Linked DNA regions of Mus musculus: region 2 is linked to region 1. Evidence: chromatin contacts called from ENCODE Hi-C or POLR2A ChIA-PET data. All regions are on one chromosome and are shown on one strand. Each heading gives the region's core, a stretch centred on a gene start or an enhancer-like site at or near the end of the contact. The rest is flanking DNA. Distances are from core to core; before and after follow the strand shown.

Region 1 (2,757 bases), core at 228-2,727:
AGTACTTGACCAGCGCGTGTGTGATTCTGTGTGCTAGGGAATGAAGCTGTGAGCCATATTGAGTGGTTACCCAGGGATGGTACATGGTCTCAGTCCTCAGGAGCCTGAGGCAGGGGAATGGAGAACTTGAGATTAGTCTGTGTTGTACTGAACTGTGTGTTTCAAAAGTAAAAAGTGTAAAGAGTTTGTGCAGGCTTGAGGCAGGAAAGCGAAGGTCTGAGTGTGAGTTTCATCACTGGGGTGTTGACCTTGGGGGAGAGAGAGAGGCAGTCTGCTGATTGAGGGAAGAGTACAGTGGATAAATTGATGATATACTAAAGTATAAGCACTAAGTTGTGTGGGTTGAAGGATGATGGCTGCAAAGGAGAGGAGATTCTTAGCAAATAACTTAAAAATATTTTTATATACAAATGTATATACTACCTTGCTATCTCGAACTTAAAAAGAAATCTTTGGTTTTTTGTTGGTTTGTTTGTTTGGTTTGGCTTAATTTTCTTCACATGTATTTATTTATCATCATGTACATATGTGTGTACATTCTGAGTACCACAGTACAGGTGTGGAGTCAAACAGCAACTCTGATCATCAGGCTTGGCAGTAGGGACCTTTACCCCGGTGCTGAGACTGCATGTGTGTCATCATGCCTGGCTTGTGTTTCTCTATGTCATATCCGTGCCCTTGCTCTTACCTAGTTCTGGAGAGGGACAATTGTGTTAAACTGCTTGTGGCTTCTTCACATCCCTGAGGTAGAGGCAGAGTGTGCCCGTGGGCTTGGCCGTGGTTTGGATTCTGGTGCTTTGTTTCCAACTCTGTGTATCTGGTTCTTCCACATCATCCCTGTGCCTCAGTTTCCTCAGACCTGTTGTGCAAACTCTAATGTTCATGGGAACGTTGAGGAAAAACTTTTTGTTGTTTTAAAATACAATATCTCTCAGAAAGGTATGTGGCATTTTAATGAGGCCTTTGAATTTTTTCATTTATTAAAAAAAAAAAAAAAAAAAAGCCTGAACCAAGCTGAACCTGCTATGGTTAAAAGTATGAGACTAATGTACCATTCCAGCTGTTTTCCGTGACGACTTTTAAGCCTGAGTGACTGCTGGCTCTTTCTTAGGAAGCATCTCAGATGCTTTAGTTAGGCATGTGTTCAACTCAGCTTTTTAAGTGGGATATTAGACAAGTAGGGCTTCTTTGTCCCTTGGAGGCAGCAGTTGTAGGCAGTGGCCCACTGCTGTTAGAGCCAGCTGCCCACAGTGGCTTTATGCCTTCGAGACCCAGCATCTCTGCAGCTTCCTGCTTCACTGTCTTTTGCAGAGAAGTTTCCCTCATACCACACTTCGCCCAGGGTAGCTTCTTCATGCACAGGCTCTGCCTTTCTGTCCCATAGGAGAAAGGGGAAAGGTCCAAGGGCAACAGCATGAGCTGTGTTCTCCAGAACTGATGCTGTCCCCAGAGGCTGCCTCGTCTGTGTTTCGTTGGCTAGAGCTGCATCATGTGGCATCCCTGGCATGAGGTGGGGCTTGGCCAGTATCTCTGTGTCAGGGATCTGGCTTCTCAGTCTCTGGTTAAAAACTAAAGGGCACAGGTGCTGGGGATGGTTTGTGTCATTCAAAATGCACCTTAGTTGAAACTACAGCATTATGATGTAGTTACAAGTTCATAGTCGTATCCAGGGGCACCCTGTTTGCCTAGGGCCACGGTATTTCTGTAGCTGAACAGTTAGTTAGTTGTAAGGAAACCAGCATGGTTTGGTGTTTGGTCTGTCCCTTGATCCTCCATGTCCTTAAAATATGGAAGGGAGTTATCTTTTAAGGCAGGAACAACCAAGAGAGACTGAAGAGTAGGTAAATCATTTGCTGTGAGAAGTAAGTGGAAAGGGAGAAAGCCCGAGGCAGGACTCTGTGGGAATTGCTTAGTGCTTAGGAGATACTCATAAGAGATCTGAGGGCTATCTTGTCCCCAAATTCAGGGACTCTTTCTGGCAGCAGCCTGAGTTTCATGCTTGCTCACAGGAGCCTTTCTAATGGGATCAAACTTGCTTTCCTAGTCTTTTGCCAACAAAGAAGTAATGTCCTCTGGACATTCTTTGCCTCCCCCTCACCCCCCCCCCCCATGCTGTCTACACTCTTGTGGATTTGTACCATATGTTTTTATTGTTGTTACTGAGGTATAATTCACATCATGAATTTATGCCTTTAGTGTTCAACTCAGTGGTTTCGTATACCCACAGAGTCATGTAACCATCACCGTTTTCTAATTCCAGAACACTTTGATTACCCCAGAGTGAAACCTCACACTCATTAGCAGTCACTGCCCATTCCCTGCTTCCCTCAGCCCCTGGCAACCACTAATCTACTTTGTGTCTCTATGGATTTGCTTATTATAGACATTTAACATAAAGAGTCATGTAGTGACTGGCCTTTTGTGGCTGGCATCTTTCACTAAGCATACCGTTTTCAAGTTCATCTGGATCATAGCACAGATCAGTACTTCATTCCTCTTTACTGTACATCAATCCCACATTTTGTTTATCCATTCGCTGCTTGAAAGGTTTTAGCTATTTATGAACAGTGCTGCTGTAATCATTGTGCACAACTAGGGACTCACTGTAGCCCAGTGAGTCTCAAAACTTGTGACCCTTCCAGCTTAGATGCCTGAACGTTAGGATTGCAGATGTGTCCCACTGTTCCTCATCTTCTGCAAGCTTCTCTGTGAGCGCACACTTTTCTTTCCCCTGCATGTGAACCACGAGTGAAATAG
Region 2 (2,862 bases), core at 37-2,536, 44 kb after region 1:
GTTATCTGGCTAATGTTTCCAGGCACACACTGTTTTGAAAACATTCTGTTTCCACATTAGCTTGCATATGCTTTTCTATACAGTGAAATGTTATGATAAACATTTTCAGTTAATATAAAGTACTTACAAATACATGAGTGGCAGTATTATTGACTGAATGCTGCCGGGGTATATATGATCATGTGTAGGATACATTCTAACATGGTCCTGATGCTGCCAGGGTATGTATCATAATGTATAGGATACACTCTTAACAGGGTCTCAGTTGGTGCCACTGTCTGATTACCTGTGATGTGGTCATGTCAAAACAAAACCAGGGGACTCTCAGTGGAGGAAATTGTTTGCAATTGTGATTAATAACCTGCGGTGCAGACTGACATGGTCCATGCTTTCATCCCTGCCTTAGGTAGGCAGGTGAATCTGAGCCAGCTTGGTCCCAACATGGATTATGCCCAATTTTGTAGGAGGTTCTGAGACTGACAGAGTAGAACTTGGGACCTCGTGCATGCTAGGCAAGCACTCTAGCAGTTGACCAGAGCCTGCGTAACTTGCCAACTTTTCACAAAATATTGTGTTAAAAAATGCAAGAAATATGATATGGGGATTATATTGTCTTAAGTTCTTTATATGTGTCTGATCTCTCTGTATCATTTGTGAATTCTGCAAAGCATGGGTCACATGTTCTTACTCTTTGACTCTTTTGTACCATAGCAGATAGAAAAGCCACTCTTTTTCTTATTATGCATGTTTTTGAGTAGTTACCAAAAGCTATGCATATCTTAAATTAAGTATATGTATAGTGTGTAGGGTTGTATTAAGCGCATGGTTTGTGGGGGGGACACACATACACACACTTTTCTCATTCCGGTGATTGTTAACTCACATTTTATAGATATAGAAGCAAAAAGTTAAAGTACTCAGATGCTTGAATCCCGCCAGTGAGTCTGGTTCCAGATTTTGTGCCTTTTCATTCCTTCACCAGGCTGTGTGTGGGTCAGTGATCTTCTAGAGTCTTTCAATAAGTTCTCATACAAAGAAGAAATATGAACTTTCCTTTAACCAAACACAAGTGTATTTTCAACAGAGTCTTTCGATAGAGTGGCTGGGGAGCCTCCGGCCGGCAGGCCTTGCTGGAGAGAGAGAAAGAAGAACACAGGGACATCTTCTCGCACGTGCCTCCTGAGGGAGGGGGTGCATGTTTTGAGCCCTCACATCTCATTGCTGGGTGACATCAGGGAACTCTTTTTTAAGGATGGCTGTCCATCTGTTCTCCTCTAGGAACCGTTGGATCCACGCCACTGCCACTTGGCTGCTGGCTTCATGGCCTGAGTCAGTGAGTTGCTCACACCATGGAGAACAAGGAGGCTCTTCTCAAAGTGTCTGTAATCACCATCAAATGACCATTACTAGAACCACAGCCTTCTTATACAGTCTGCAGCTCTCCTGGACAGATTTCTGTTTACCCACCATTTTTTTTTCTTGAGGAAGTGGGAATGCTTAGTGGACCCAGTCATTTGAGTGTGGAATAGAGGTTGGAAAGCCATGTTATCCTCGCACACCACGTTTGCTGTAATCCCTTAGTTTATAGCATTACAGGATAAGGCTATATTCAGCCACACAGGATAGACCATTTGGAAGGACCCTAGTGCTAGCTTATGGTCCTTTCTAGAAAGAGATAGCATGACATAAATAACTCCTGTGGAGAGACTTCCAGTTAGTTTCAGTTTTAGCCCTTGAGAGCGATCGGACTTGTTGTTACAGGTGATAACATTGTTTCATTGGTTTCAGTGTGTTCAGAGATGTAGGTCACTGCTGGGTTTTGCCTGATGGTTTTGAGTTTGAGCAGTTGTTGATTAATTCATGAACCCCAACTGCAAGGTAGATGTTCAGTATTGATTAGACACATGCCCTGGCTGTATGCAGTTAAAAGGACTCTGTTGTGAAAGGCTCCTAAAGCTAAATCAATAAACGGCTAAAGTCGGACTTATCTATAAATCTTGGTATTTTATTCCTTTTTCTACATGAGAAAAGCTGTTAGGAATATTATGATCTGCACTGTTAAGAAAACTAGCTATGTCTTTAGGACAATTCATGTGTTAACCATTCTAGATAACTATCAATTATTTACATGTACATCCTAATAGAAGAAAACTGGCTTAGTGGAGATAATAACAGGATTTCTTTGGAAAATTATCATCTTTATTCTGATGACATGGGTAGAGAACTTTGCTTAGAGCCTATCTAAATACTAATAAAAATTTCAAGACATAGATCCCCACAGTGTTAAAATGTCTACAGTCTCTGTGGTGATCATGAGCAGCAATTACTGAGCAATTCTCTGCACTGAGTGAGAAGCAAGCAAGCTTCCTACCAGGGTACTTTTTCTGAACACTGTAGAGTACCTCTCCAAGTGAGCAGGCTGACTTCCTCTGGATAATATCACTCTCTAGGATTCCTAGAAGTTCCCAAGCTCTGTAGCTTCAGGGAGCAGGCCTCCCTGCTTTGCCTGCTGCTTGCCTTCTTTAAGCTCCTAGAATGCCTGCATGAACTCTAAGCCTTACGCCCTTTCTTGCTCTCCCAGGAGCTTCACCTTGTGTGAGGTTGTCAGCAGCCACCCCTGGCTCCTCTCATCTCCAACACCTGTGCAGGCTCCACCTTTTCTCTGTAGCTAGATTCTGAGCCTCCCCAACAACACAACATCATTTTCTTAAGCCCTGTCTACTGCATTGACGACGTCCTCCACACCTTTAGTTTCTTCCCCTGATAAGCATCTTTCCACTTCAGGATGATTGTTGTTGGTCACCTAGATGCTACACATCCCCTAGACCTTACCTCTTCTGGCTCCTCCATGCCCGAGGGCCC

What was found. Hi-C counts contacts between places; a loop is a spot of excess contacts on that map. ChIA-PET counts read pairs that join two places held with the same protein, here RNA polymerase II (POLR2A).
Region 2: a map of Patski shows a loop between it and region 1 (1.9-fold over the local background). The contact joins two enhancer-like sites. A Hi-C loop is called at or near these places in 4 of 37 maps with a recorded cell type or tissue (CH12.LX, Patski and heart). POLR2A ChIA-PET finds 5 or more read pairs at or near these places in 4 of 5 experiments (Patski and embryonic stem cell).

What each region holds. Positions count from the first base shown.
Region 1 is chr14:21,544,240-21,546,996 of GRCm38, forward strand. All of the region lies in intron 2 of Kat6b (K(lysine) acetyltransferase 6B), which reads left to right. Among named protein-coding and RNA genes, the nearest start is that of Kat6b, 46 kb to the left of the region's middle. Within about 2 kb of position 1,478, at least 1 of the 3 ENCODE cell types and tissues checked has a DNase peak (open chromatin) inside an H3K27ac peak, as active enhancers do.
Region 2 is chr14:21,588,537-21,591,398 of GRCm38, forward strand. The region is part of intron 2 of Kat6b (K(lysine) acetyltransferase 6B); the gene reads left to right. Among named protein-coding and RNA genes, the nearest start is that of Kat6b, 90 kb to the left of the region's middle. Within about 2 kb of position 1,287, at least 2 of the 3 ENCODE cell types and tissues checked have a DNase peak (open chromatin) inside an H3K27ac peak, as active enhancers do.